3 separate regions of the Homo sapiens genome follow, and regions 1 and 3 are each linked to region 2. The links are chromatin contacts, found by Hi-C or POLR2A ChIA-PET in ENCODE. All regions are on one chromosome and are shown on one strand. The core of a region is the stretch at or near the end of the contact, and the rest is flanking DNA. Distances in the headings are between cores, read along the strand shown. Region 1 has its middle 41 kb from the start of DANT2. Region 2 has its middle 130 kb from the start of XACT. Region 3 holds the start of ALG13 (ALG13 UDP-N-acetylglucosaminyltransferase subunit).

Region 1 (4,318 bases), core at 792-3,291, 2.3 Mb after region 2:
AAAGATTAAGCAAGAACGCATGGAAATTTAAGTAAGTTTGTTAGTGGTGAAGGAGCAAGCTGAGGAACTTCTCTCATCTGATGGCCTTGATGTTTTTCATAGATTAGAAAGGAACGTTGCCTCTGAAAGTGAGGCAAGAAAAGGTGCATTATATTGTTTGAAGAAAGTGATAATTCTTTGAAGTAACCACTGGAGGAATAGGAGAGGGTGATATTTATGGACGTCAGGCTCAGTGAAACTAGAGTTGATGAATTTGTAGTGTAATCTTCACCAGCAGTGTCCATCACCCTGGAGAAGCTGAATGATTGGATTGATCCAGGGATGAGGTTTGGTGAGCAGGTGTGAAGGAAGGACAAAGGAACAAAATAAATAAAAATCATTTCAAGGGAGAAAGCACATAATGAGCCATAAGAACAAAGTAGACCCCGAAAAGCACTGATAAATTCAGAAAGTATGGAAAAGGAAAAGAGACTAAACACTGTGTTGAGAAGTAATAGTAGATTTATTGTCAATAAAGGTAGAGACAGCTGTATTAATATGAAAAAACAAAACAAAAACATAAAACTAGGATAGTGGAATTTACAATTTTGAAGACAGAACATTTTTGTTGCTGAAGAGTGGGTTGCCAAAATGGTGGTGAGACATTATTGAAGCTGAGCATATCCAGCAACTGTGAGGCCAAGGAGTTAAAGTCATTCTGGTTAATGACAGAATTGATGTAGAAAAACAGTGAACCTCCTTATTAATGTCCTTATTAATGTAGAGGAGCAGGAAGTAACAGTAACAATGTACTGTTTGGGTAACAGTAACAAGGAGGAATAGAGCAGGGGTTCACAAATGCAAATCCTACAGAGGCCTACAGGTGAGGGAAAGAAGCCAAATTTAAGAGAAGATACCCCACCTAAAGGAGGCAACCACCACTAAGCTTCAGAAGACAGTTACTATTTGGAAAGATGAGCCTAAAATTGCTAGAAATCTACATTTTGAAGATAAATGGCAAATGCCTTTTAAAAATGTGAAATTTTTCATTGTGAAATATTGGTAATTAATTTTAAAAAATACTGTGATGACCAAACAAAGCATCTCTTAAGTGTGAATGCAGTTCATGAGGTGCCAGTTTGCAACCTCTAGGATAAAAAGTAGTATGCCCAAATGGCCTGAGACACAAAGCAGGAAAGACTTATACAATGGTATCTTCACTCTTTCTTCTCTAGGCTATGGCAGACATCACTAATTTGATCAGATATGCAGAGCTTCCAGAGGCAAGTAAAAATCAGTTGTATTTGGCACACAAGGTGAAACCTTATTTGCCATAATGTTTCTATAATTTTCAAGAAAGTTTCTGAATCTTTGAACTTTCGTTGGTCTTTGAAAAAGAACAGGCATGCTGTAATGTTTCAATTCAGTTTTGCCCTCGCAGGATTTTCAGGTGGGCTTTCTTGTTGAATGTGTGCTTTGTATGTTTTCAGAAACCTCTTCACACCAGTAACTGTGTCTTAAAAATTTCCAGTAATGTGCTCAGAGGTCCTGAGTGGGAACTAGTTTAATGTTGAAGGTGAACAAACAAAACCTTTCATCTGTTCCCAGGTATGTCTGGCTTCTGGCAGCTTTGCCATTAATAGTTGAGAGCCTGTTTGCTGCCTGGAACACTGAAGGGTTGTTAAACAGCTCTCTGCCTTTTAAAAAGAGTGGGAGATGATTGGGAGGCTTCTAGACTGAGGCAAAAATTGAAAATATCATGCATGTTTAGCTATATGGTTTATTAACTCATTTGCTGAAGTGTGTACTTGATTTCTGTTAAATCTTTTTATGCTTAGGCATTTTTGCTATTGAGAGACTTTTCTTTTGGGTATTTAAATACTCAAATAACTCATTCATATTCAAATACCTCCTTTAACACATTTCTCATTTCCTTTAGAAGCAAAACATACTCTCTTTGCAGGAACTGTTTTCAGCCCCGCCCCGACCTCTCAAAACTCTGCACTTAGCCAGCTGTTTCCATGGCCAATGCTGTAAGCCCCCAGGCCCGATTCACGTGGCAGGAGGGGAAGAACAGCTGAAGCTGGAGCAGCGAGCTGCCTTAGCTGCCAAAGTCCACTTGATTCTGACGCAATGCAACTGCATTCTCCGTTTTTAATTTGTTCCTGTTCTGCTTTTGGTTTTCAGTCTCTACCACTATCCCCTCACTCTCCAGCGTCTACCCACCCTTTCCTCTTTTAGGTTTCTGAAAAACAGACCATTTGGTTGACCCTGCAAGGCTTCCAATTTGCCTATTTTGTCATGATGCCCTGTTTCTCCCCATCATGCTCACACTTGCTTCTAAAATGCCTCTGGCTCTTCTGGTGAGCTGCTGTCTACCTATTCCTGTCTCTGGCTCTGGGTCCTGTTGTCTGTCTCCAGCTGCCTGCCTAACACAAACTGCCTTACTGCCTGTGGTGTGTCATGGATCTGCTGATTTTCTGTGGCACCTGAAACAATAGAAGCTGAAAAATCCATGACTTCTGTTTAACTGTGCTTCTTCACAGTTTTCCTTATTAGACATTATGTGGTCAAAACTCTGAAACTAAACTCTTTAACTGAAGTACAGGTGTCAGCCCTCTGAGCTGAAGCTCAGCCATTATAACTTCTGTGACCTGCACATACACATCCAGGTGGCCTGCAGGGGCCAAGAAGTCTGGAGCAGCCAAAAAACCACAAAGAAGTAAATCAGTCAGTTCCTGCCTTAACTGATTAACCAAAATTACATTTTACCATTGTGACTTGTCCCTGCCCTACCTTAGCTGATCAATCAACTTTGCAACATTCTTCTTTTGGACAATGAGTCTTATGATCTCCCCACCATGTACCTTGTGACCCCCTCCTCTGCTAACAATAGATAACCACCTTTTACTGTAATTTTCCATTACCTACCCAACTCCTGTAAAGCAACCCCTTCCCCATCTCCCTTCACTGACTCTCTTTTCGGACTCAGCCCACTTGCACCCAAGTGAATAAACAGTGTTATTGCCCACACAAAGCCTGTCTGTTGGTCTCTTCACATAGATGTGCTTGACATTTGGTGCCATGACTCAGATCGGGGGACCTCCCTTGGGAGATCAATCCCCTGTCCTCCTGCTACATTTGGTGCCGTGACTTGGATCAGGGGACCTCCCTCGGGAGATCAATCCCCTGTCTTCCTGCTCTTTGCTCTGTGAGAAAATCCACCTATGACGTCAGGTTCTCAGACCAGCCCAAGAAACACCTCACCAATTTTAAATTGGGTAAGCAGTCTTTTTTTATTCTGTTCTCCAACCTCTCTCACTATCTCTCAACCTCTTTCTTCTTTCAATTTCAGCACCACCCTTCAATCCCTCCATTCCTTTCATTTCCTTTTCCTTTCTGGTAGAGATAGCAGAAACGTGTTTTTTCCATGGATCCAAAATGCTGGTGGCACTGGTCATGGACTCAGGAAGACAGTCTTCCCTTGGTGTCTAATCACCGCGGGGACACCTGCCTGATTATTCACCCGCATTCCAGAGGTGTTCGATCACCATGGGGACACCTGCCTTGATCCTCCACCTTGGTGGCAAGTACTACCCCCCCCTTTTTACTCCTCTTTTCTCTAAATTTCCCTTTTTTTTACTATGGGCAACCTTCTGCCCTCCATTCCTCCTTCTTCCCCCTTAACCTGTGTTCTTAAAAACTTAAAACCTCTTCAACCCTCACCTGACCTAAAACCTAGCATCTTATTTTCTTCTGCAACACCGCTTGGCTCCAATACAAACTTGATAATGGCTGTAAATGGCCAGAAAATGGCACTGTTGATTTTTCCATCCTACAATATCTAGATAATTTTTTTCATAAAATGGGCAAATGGTCTGAGGTGCCCTATGTCCAGGCATGTTTTACACTTTGTCCCCTCCCTAATTTCTGTTCCCAATGCAACTCATCCCAAATCTTCCTTCTTTCCCTCCTGCCTGTCCCTTCAGTCCCAACCCCAAGTGCCACTGAGTCTTTTGAATTCTCCTTTTTTTGCGGACCCCCCTGACCTCTCTCCCCTTCCTCAGGCCACTCCTTGGCAGGCTGAATCAAGTCCCAATTCTTCCTCAGCCTCCACTTCTCCACCTTATAACCCTTCTGTCACCTCCCCTCCCCACACCCAGTCTGGCTTACAATTTCATTCTGTGGCAAATACTCCCCCGCCTGCCCCAAAATTTCCTCTTTGAGAGGTGGCTGGGGCTGAAGGCATTGTCAGAGTGCGTGTACCATTTTCTCTATCAGACCTTTCCCAAGTTAATCAATGCTTAGGCTCCTTCTCATCAGACACCACAAAATATAT
Region 2 (4,301 bases), core at 76-2,575:
CAAAAATATGGAAACAGAAATTGGAATTTGGGGTTTGTTTGCTGCACCAGGTGGACTCCAGCTATCAGAACCAATAAAACACCTGTTGAATCCTTTAGAATAGGCATGTTATACATTTGTTTTGACCATTGGGACATAAGAGGCAAATACGACAATCAGCAACTTCACTGAAGGCATCACCAAGTTACACACTCCTATGAATTCTTCATGTAAATCTAGAATAAAAATGAACAAATTCATAACTGTTCAAGGTATGCAGAATTTCCAGACTTCCACATTGTCTCTTATTTGGCCTATAATCATCTTAGAAATACTCATAAAGCTCTGAACAAGTACTACAGTATAAGCTTTGGGAAGAAAGTTGAAGGTTAAAGAGTGTGTGTCAAGCGAACGTGCAAAATAGGTATTGTACCATAGACACTCCTTTTCTCCTGCTAAAAACATCCTTTTTGTCTCTAGCCATTCAGTATCCTCATGTTCCCTCAGCTACATCTGTGATAATAAATAGTCTGATAAACTCATCCATTCCAAAAAATCACTGATGTGCTGTTCAAAGGAAATTTTTAGCTAAAGAGAATTACTGGACAAGTAATGATAAAACCTAATCATTGCTAATAAATATTATTGGAGCAACTAAAATGGTACAAAAAGACATTTGGAGTCAGGGACACATTCCTAGTATCCTTTAAATCACAGCATATTTTACTTCTATGTAACACTGAGCTTGTTTATTTTTCTATTTCTTTTTATTTATTAATGTCTATGTTCTATTTATCTGAACTCAGATTTGGTATCAGCAGCCGACCTAGGCTTTCCTTACCAAAATAAGTTAACACAGGTGAGTGTCCAGATACTCAAGATTTACATACCAGGTTCACACATTGCTAAATCTAAACTAATTTTCTTTTTATTCTATTTCAAACTCCACTACTGAGCCACCCAGTGAACTCCATGTTTCCATTACAAAGCCAGTACTAGTAGAAAAGCCGTGACCTGTAAGAAGAGCTCAAAATAATGGTGGAATAAAAGGGAAAAAATGTCAAAAGAATTCATTAGGTTATAATAAAGTTGTGTAATAAGGACATCACTAAAATTCCACAAGAAATTCTTACATAAGAACATTCAAGGAAACACCTGTACACTACCTTCCTATACTTGTTCTTATGAGAGAAATAGTGATCCATGATTTATAAATCCAATAGTACTTAATACAGTCAGAAAGTTGTATTTATCCCATTATTCCCTTTGTAACTTTTTAATTCTCTCACTGCCTCTATCAGCCCTCAGGGGATACCAGCTGTGTTTCAGGACCCATAAAGAACCTGATTAGAGAAACAGGATATGAGAAAGCTAATTATAGATGAAGGCAATTCAAACTACAAAATAGCTACAGGAAAGAAAACATTTGGCCAAGATGAATTTGGCAAAATGAAAAAGTGCACAGCCATCTTCTGCTAGGCCTATCCCTAGGTAAGAAGAAACTAGAACCCACCCCCGACTACCTGCAAAAGGAAAATTCTTTGGGAAAATATTTTTAAATGTGTTTTCTAAGTCACACACAGAGAGATATTGTAATTACCCAGAGGAAATCTGGTCACTCAACTTCCTGTTTCTTTCTTATCTTTCACTCACAAAGTTACATAAAGGTAGGTGGAACTATCCAACAATAAACCAGACTGATAATTATTACAGTGTGCTTAATGACAAGTAAAAAGTGCACTTGCTCTAAGTCAGAGCTGCCAACTTGAGAATAAAGAAAAGATCTGAAGACAAACATAATAACTCAGTGATTAGACTGAGGGCAATGATGCTATTGCCATGGAAACCATTGAAAAGTACCCAAAATGTATTGTAAATACCATCTCTTTGTTGTATTACTTATTTATTTGTCAAAAAGCTCTCTAATGTGTTCAATAATATTAATTGAGAAGAACAAATATTTTAAAGGTTATGTCTCAAAATATTTTGTAGCCAATATTCTATGAACAAAATAACATGAAAAATTGGCAACAGGATGGCAGTAAATTCCGAAGTTTGGAGGTATGCTTAATTGACTTTGGTTTTGCCTGGAATTTCTTGACAGAGATATTGTGCCCTGGCAATACAAACATGCCTTATATATAACATGAAATAGTCTCTATGATTTGCATGTGCCAACATAGTATTTTCTAATGTCATTTAATTGCTTTTTTTTTTTTTTTTTTTTGAGACGGAGTCTCTCTCTGTCCCCAGGATGGAGTGCAGTGGCACTATCTCGGCTCACTGCAAGCTCCACCTCCTGGGTTCACACCATTCTCCTGCCTCAGCCTCCTGAGTAGCTGGGACTACAGGTGCCCGCCACCATGCCTGGCTAATTTTTTGTATTTTTAGTAGAGACGGGGTTTCACCGTGTTAGGCAGGATGGTCTCCATCTCCTGACCTCGTGATCCGCCCACCTCGGCCTCCCAAAGTGCTGGGATTACAGGCGTGAGCCCCCGCGCCTGGCATTTAATTGCATTTTTAACATTTCATACCATCGGCCTCCTTTCTTCTGTTTCTAAACAGAATGAACGTCCTAAAACAAGAAAATTAAGCAAGATATCTTCTGTTGCACAACCTGTTTTTGTTCATTACCAATTTAAATTAACTTGACAATCATTGAATAATCCCAACAAAGTGGTATTAGGTGCTGAAATAGCAATGGTGCTATTTAAAATTCATAGATGATGACACACAGTAAGTACTAAATAAATATTTTGGAATGAATGAATCTATTATTAAAAGTCCCACAATTAAAACATCTTTTCACAAATTCCAAATCTGCTCTTCTAGATCCATGAACCAACCAAGATTTTTTTTTTTCTTTTGGTCTATTTCACTACTCCAATTTATAAACAGACATGAAAACCCCAAACAGCTTTCCTCTCTTTCCCTAGGAGGGCACCTATCACAAATATCAAGGATTTTATTTGATTTTCACATTATGCCAAAGTAACACCAATAGCTTAGACTCAGAATTTCTACCTAACTTTAGTTGCACATAATGTCTCTTCCTGTCTTAGAGAAAAAAGATCGATGTCAGTATTGATTCACTTAACACTAAGGCCTGACAACATAACGTAATTGTAAAATAGCCTCTCCATCATTTCAACAAATTGGAGAGAAACATCTTCAAAAACACAGTTCATGAACACATTTAGGAACTCTATAAAAGAGGCACATATGTGTGGAGACAATTTTTGGAACTACAATTTTGTGATTCCATGGAAAAAATAGCTAAACTACGTTTCAACACTTGCAATTTTTAAATAATTACAGTTCCCACCTGTGTGCTAAGATTTCTGGTTGTAAAAATGTGGATGCTGGCTTATTCTGCAACAAAACTGAAACATAATAATGAGGACAATGGATTCTACTTCTAGGATTCCCCTCCCTTAGGGATTACAACTTCTTTTCAATGGTTCACTCCATTAATCCTTATACCATCCATCCAAGTTGGGCAGGAGGTAACCATATCATCCTGGTTCTATACACAGAGGAACTGATCTGCTGAAAGATTAAGTGATTTGCTTGCAATCAGACAATGAGCCAGAAATGGAGTGGGGCAAAGGAACATGGTGTGACAAAAAAGACTAAGGATAAAAAGCAATAAGGAAAGTAGGGAACCTGGTGTACTAGTCAACCCATTGCACTCAATTGGAGTTCTAAATGTATAACCAAACCACAGAAAAAAGAAAAAAAAAGTAATATTTGATGGAGAAGCAGTGCAAGAAGGTCTCATGATTATGAATTTTCAAAACTAAAGACAGCAATTTTAAACCACAATAAACATGCGGCAAGATAAGCTACCTGGCTGACACTGAGCTGCAAATTCAGACTCCCAATGCTTTATGTTTATGTCTCTTGTAAAGTTACTTACTACATATTCTGGAGGACTTTATAATTCCATCATCATGTCAACAAGTGCTTTCATTTGTGAACCAAGGCACATAAGACCTCTTAATCCCCAAACTGAATGTTTCCCTGTCTCTTCCATTTTATACCTACTTAATTGTTTCACCTCTTTCTTAGTCACCTTGGCTAGGCACTATAGATCTCAAAGCATTTTGGAGTTAGATAGAATAGCTTAAAAAATCACTTAGTCCTACGTTCTGCAAAGGATTAAGTAAATCAAATATCCCTCAAAAAAAAGTGTGTGGTCAAGTAAGTATGTAAAACACTTCGTTTTCAACTCCTTTTTAGAGTTTTACAGTACATGTAAATACATTAAGTGTTCTGACATGTTAACCTGTAAATAAACTGTTTCATTTGTTAAAGTCAAA
Region 3 (3,899 bases), core at 1,400-3,899, 2.1 Mb before region 2:
GAAATAACCTCTCCTATATGTGCCTGCCTAAGTGTAATTTATCTGTGGTACTTTATCGTCCTAATGTGTAATGTTATATTTAAATGGTTCACTGGAATAATTCAATAGATTGTAGATCAATGCTTCAGGCTTTATCACCTCTATTTTACAAGTCATGCTTGCTAATGGAGGTTAACTGTTTGCAGCTTCCAGGGGACCCTAGAGGGCCCTGGTTTTCTGAGAACCACAGTTGGTAGAAGAGCCCAAGTTGGAGCGATTTTTTTTTTTTTTGAGACAGAATCTTGCTCTGTTGCCCAGGCTAGAGTGCAGTGACACAATCTCAGCTCACTGCAACCTCCGCCTCCCAGGTACAAGTGATTCTCCTGCCTCAGCCTCCCAAGTAGCTGGGATTACAGGTGCCCGCCACCGTGCCTGGCTAATTTTTGTATTTTTAGTAGAGATGGGGTTTCACCATGCTGGCCAGGCTGGCCTCAAGCTCCTGACCTTGTGATCCACCCACCTCGGCCTCCCAAAGTGCTGTGATTGCAGGCGTGAGCCACCGTGCCCAGCCAGTTAGAGTGATTTTCTAAAAGCCACTTTTGATGCACCTGTAGTCCCAGCTACTTGGGAGGTGGAGGCGGAGGCGGGAGTGCTCTCGGACCAAACTGAGGGTGGGGCTGCTATTTCTCGTGACCTAATAACAAGATGCAGATAAACTGTGGAGGAAGAGAGTTTTTATTTCTGTAACTGTTTACAGGGAAAAGGCCTGGATATTATCACGAAACCAACTCAAAATCACGATGTTTTCCAGAGCTTATATACCTTCTAAGCTATATGTCTACATGTAAGTGTGCATTCATCTAAAGACATAAGTGATTAACTTCTTTTAATCTATAAATAAGGTCTGAATCTTGAAGATCTTCCTCTGGAGCCTCAGTAAATTTACTTAATCTAAATGGGTCCGGCAAGGTGCGGTGGCTCACGCCTGTAATCCCAGCACTTTGGGAGGCCAAGGTGGGTGGATCATGAGGTCAGGAGTTCGAGACCATCCTGGCTAACATGGTGAAACCCCGTCGCTACTAAAAATACAACAAATTAGCCGGGCGTGGTGGTGGGTGCCTGTATTCCCAGCTACTTGAGAGGCTGAGGCAGGAGAATGGCGTGAACCCGGAAGGCAGAGCTTGCAGTGAGCCGAGATTGTGTCACTGCACTCCAGCCTGGGTGACAGAGCGAGACTCCGTCTCAAAAAAAAAAAAAAAAAATCTAAATGAGTCCAGGTGCTGGCGTGATTACCCTTATCTTGTCTCCTGCTAAATCACAGAGGTTTGGGGAGTTCCTTCGGACTCCCAACAAACTTGTTTGTGGAGGCCTGGGGAGTTTCTTCAGACCCACAATAAAACTTGTTTAATCCTAAATGGGTAATGTTAAGACTTCCTTTGTTATTTTGTCATGCTTTAGGGCCCAGGAAAGGCCTAGGCAAAACTCTTGGTGGGCTTTAGTTACATTCCAGCCTTTGTATAAGGGCACTGGCTTTTTTTAGCTTTTAATATTAACTTCACCACTCAGTACTGAAACAGTTGTTATGGAGGCCTCCGTTAGTGAGACGTGGCCTGCCACAGGAGGACTGCTTGAGCCCAGGAGTTAGAATCAAGCCTGGGCAACAGAGCAAGACCCCATACCTTATAAGATGCCTTTTATTTTTAGTTTTTTTATTTTTTCGAGACGGGGTCTCACTGTCGTCCAGGCTGCAGTGCAGTGGTGTGATCATGGCTCACTGCAGCCTCAGCCTTCTGACTAGCTAGGAACACAGGTGGGTGCTCCCACCCCCGGCTAATTAAATTTTTTTTGTTTGTTTGAGACAGGGTCTCATTCTGTGTCACCCAGGCTGGAGTGCAATGGCAGGATCTTGGGCTCACTGAAACCTCTGTCTCCTGGGCTCAAGCAATTGTCGTGCCTCACCCTCCTGAGTAGCTGGGATTACAGGAGCCTGCCACCACGCCCGGCTAATTTTTGTATTTTTAGGAGAGACAGGATTTCACCATGTTGCCCAGGCTGGTCTGGAACTTCTGACCTCAATAATATACCTGCCTTGGCCTCCCAAAGTGCTGGGATTACATACTTGAGCGATGGCACCTGGCCTAAAAAATAATATTTTTAGAGACAAGGGTTTTGCTATGTTGCCCAGGCTAGTCTTAACTCCTGGGCTCAAGTGATTCTTCCCAGTAGCTTGGGATTACAGCCACTGTGCCTGGTAAGGCACTTTTATTTTTCATATCCCCTTAGCCAACTCGAAGTAAAACCATCTCTCAAATGTATCTTGACAAAACCTGGCAGCAAACAAAAAAATCTCAAACTTGTCTGTCATTAAAAGATTGTGGTACCCACGCAACGACACCAACTCAATGCTTAGGGTATGATGTTTTTTTTTTTTACCCATCAGTTTTGAAAAAGTTAATTACATTTGGCAATTCCCCATTCCCTTATAGTGAGGGGTCTCAAGAGCTGGCTCCTACACATAAAGGGCTTAGAACAGTGGCTGGTACCTAGGCCACCAATAGTCTTTTGCCCCACCCAACCGGTGACACAGCCCGGGGCCCCGCCGCCCCCTGGCGGCCATTACGGATTTCCGCCTCCCTCACAGAAGGCAGTCACTGCAACGTGCGTGGCCTCAGTTGCGTCATATCCGGCCCTTGCGATCAGGGCTTGAGGAACCCGCGCCATGAAGTGCGTGTTTGTTACCGTAGGGACCACCAGCTTTGACGACCTCATTGCGTGTGTGTCGGCGCCCGACAGTCTGCAAGTGAGTGAGGGAGGCGAGCAGGCGGCGGCTTGGCTCGCCACCCGCCATCTCCGGCCATACTGCCAGCCGCGTTAGCCTTGCCTGACCGTCGCGCTCGGAAAGAAACCCCCGCAACTCTACCACAGGTGCCGCTGCCCCTTAGCTGGCTTCTGCCCACGCCCGGCGGGGCCCTTCTCCGGCTACCCGGCCACTCGGGGTTGCCTGTTTCCTCTTCCCATTATTCCGGCCGCTCCTCTCCCTCATTTCTTCAGCTCCTTTTCCGGTCTGCCCCCGCGCTCTATTCTCCGCCTCCGCGTCCTCCGCCCCTCCTTCCAACGGCTCCGCCCCTCCGAGCTCGGGTTTTCCACCGGGCTCGGCAGTTTTTCCTCAGGCCCCCCTGTGGACCGCACGTCGGCGCCGGCGTCTGAGCCAGCCGAGCTCGCCTCAGAGCCCGGCTCCTTCCCCTCAGCACTTGGCCGGAGCCCGCGCGGTTCCTCTCCTCAGCGCGCGTCGTCCCCTCAGGGCTCCCGGTTCTCGCAGTTGATCAAGTGAGGCAGAACGGGTAGTGCCTGGGTTCCCCCCGAGTTTGCGACTCCTTTTCCAAAGTCTTTTCCTGCTGTGGCTTTCGCGGGACTCTGCGAGCTGGGTCGCTTAGATTCATGAGTGCTTGGGAGGTTCCTCGTCGGGCCCCGGACCAGAAAATAGTTTTGAAAACTAAGTGAAATCGGCCACAGATAGGCTTTTTGGCGGCCGTGCTCCGATGTTAACGTCAAACTTTAGTAGTGGTGGTGGTTCCTGCTCTGTTTTACATAGCCAGTTTAAAAGGCCCTCACATTCTGATTTCCTCTTTCAGAAAATCGAGAGCCTTGGTTACAACCGACTTATCCTGCAAATTGGTAGAGGAACGGTGGTACCTGAACCCTTCAGTACTGAGTCGTTTACTCTGGATGTTTACAGGTACAAGGATTCCTTGAAAGAAGACATTCAGAAAGCAGATCTTGTTATTAGTCACGCAGGTAAAGGTGCCTAAGAATCTCAGGGTTGGGTCTTTTAATTTTAATTTTTTTTAAGTTCTGGGGTATTCTGGGGGTACATGTGCAGGATGTGCGGGCTTGTTACAAAGGTAAACGTGTGCCATGCA

The links. A loop is a pair of places that touch in the nucleus more often than their neighbours do. ChIA-PET counts read pairs that join two places held with the same protein, here RNA polymerase II (POLR2A). Pooled maps may share reads with other maps.
Region 1: a loop to region 2 is called in a map with no recorded cell type, with 11 times the contacts of the local background. The contact joins two enhancer-like sites. A Hi-C loop is called at or near these places in 2 of 37 single-sample maps with no recorded cell type and 1 of 50 pooled maps.
Region 3: a loop to region 2 is called in a pooled map, with 9 times the contacts of the local background. The contact joins the promoter of ALG13 here to the enhancer-like site in region 2. A Hi-C loop is called at or near these places in 3 of 37 single-sample maps with no recorded cell type and 4 of 50 pooled maps. POLR2A ChIA-PET finds 5 or more read pairs at or near these places in 1 of 52 experiments (activated T-cell).

What each region holds. Positions count from the first base shown.
Region 1 is chrX:116,007,935-116,012,252 of GRCh38, forward strand. No RefSeq gene overlaps it. Among named protein-coding and RNA genes, the nearest start is that of DANT2, 41 kb to the left of the region's middle. RefSeq lists an enhancer at 2,301-2,390. Within about 2 kb of position 2,042, at least 6 of the 41 ENCODE cell types and tissues checked have a DNase peak (open chromatin) inside an H3K27ac peak, as active enhancers do.
Region 2 is chrX:113,746,151-113,750,451 of GRCh38, forward strand. No RefSeq gene overlaps it. Among named protein-coding and RNA genes, the nearest start is that of XACT, 130 kb to the left of the region's middle. Within about 2 kb of position 1,326, at least 2 of the 41 ENCODE cell types and tissues checked have a DNase peak (open chromatin) inside an H3K27ac peak, as active enhancers do.
Region 3 is chrX:111,678,521-111,682,419 of GRCh38, forward strand. It overlaps ALG13 (ALG13 UDP-N-acetylglucosaminyltransferase subunit), which reads left to right and starts at 2,650. Exons shown (of 27, transcript NM_001099922.3): 1 at 2,650-2,779; 2 at 3,612-3,774. The coding sequence starts at 2,699. RefSeq lists enhancers at 2,318-3,037, 2,717-2,906, 2,977-3,026, 3,047-3,106.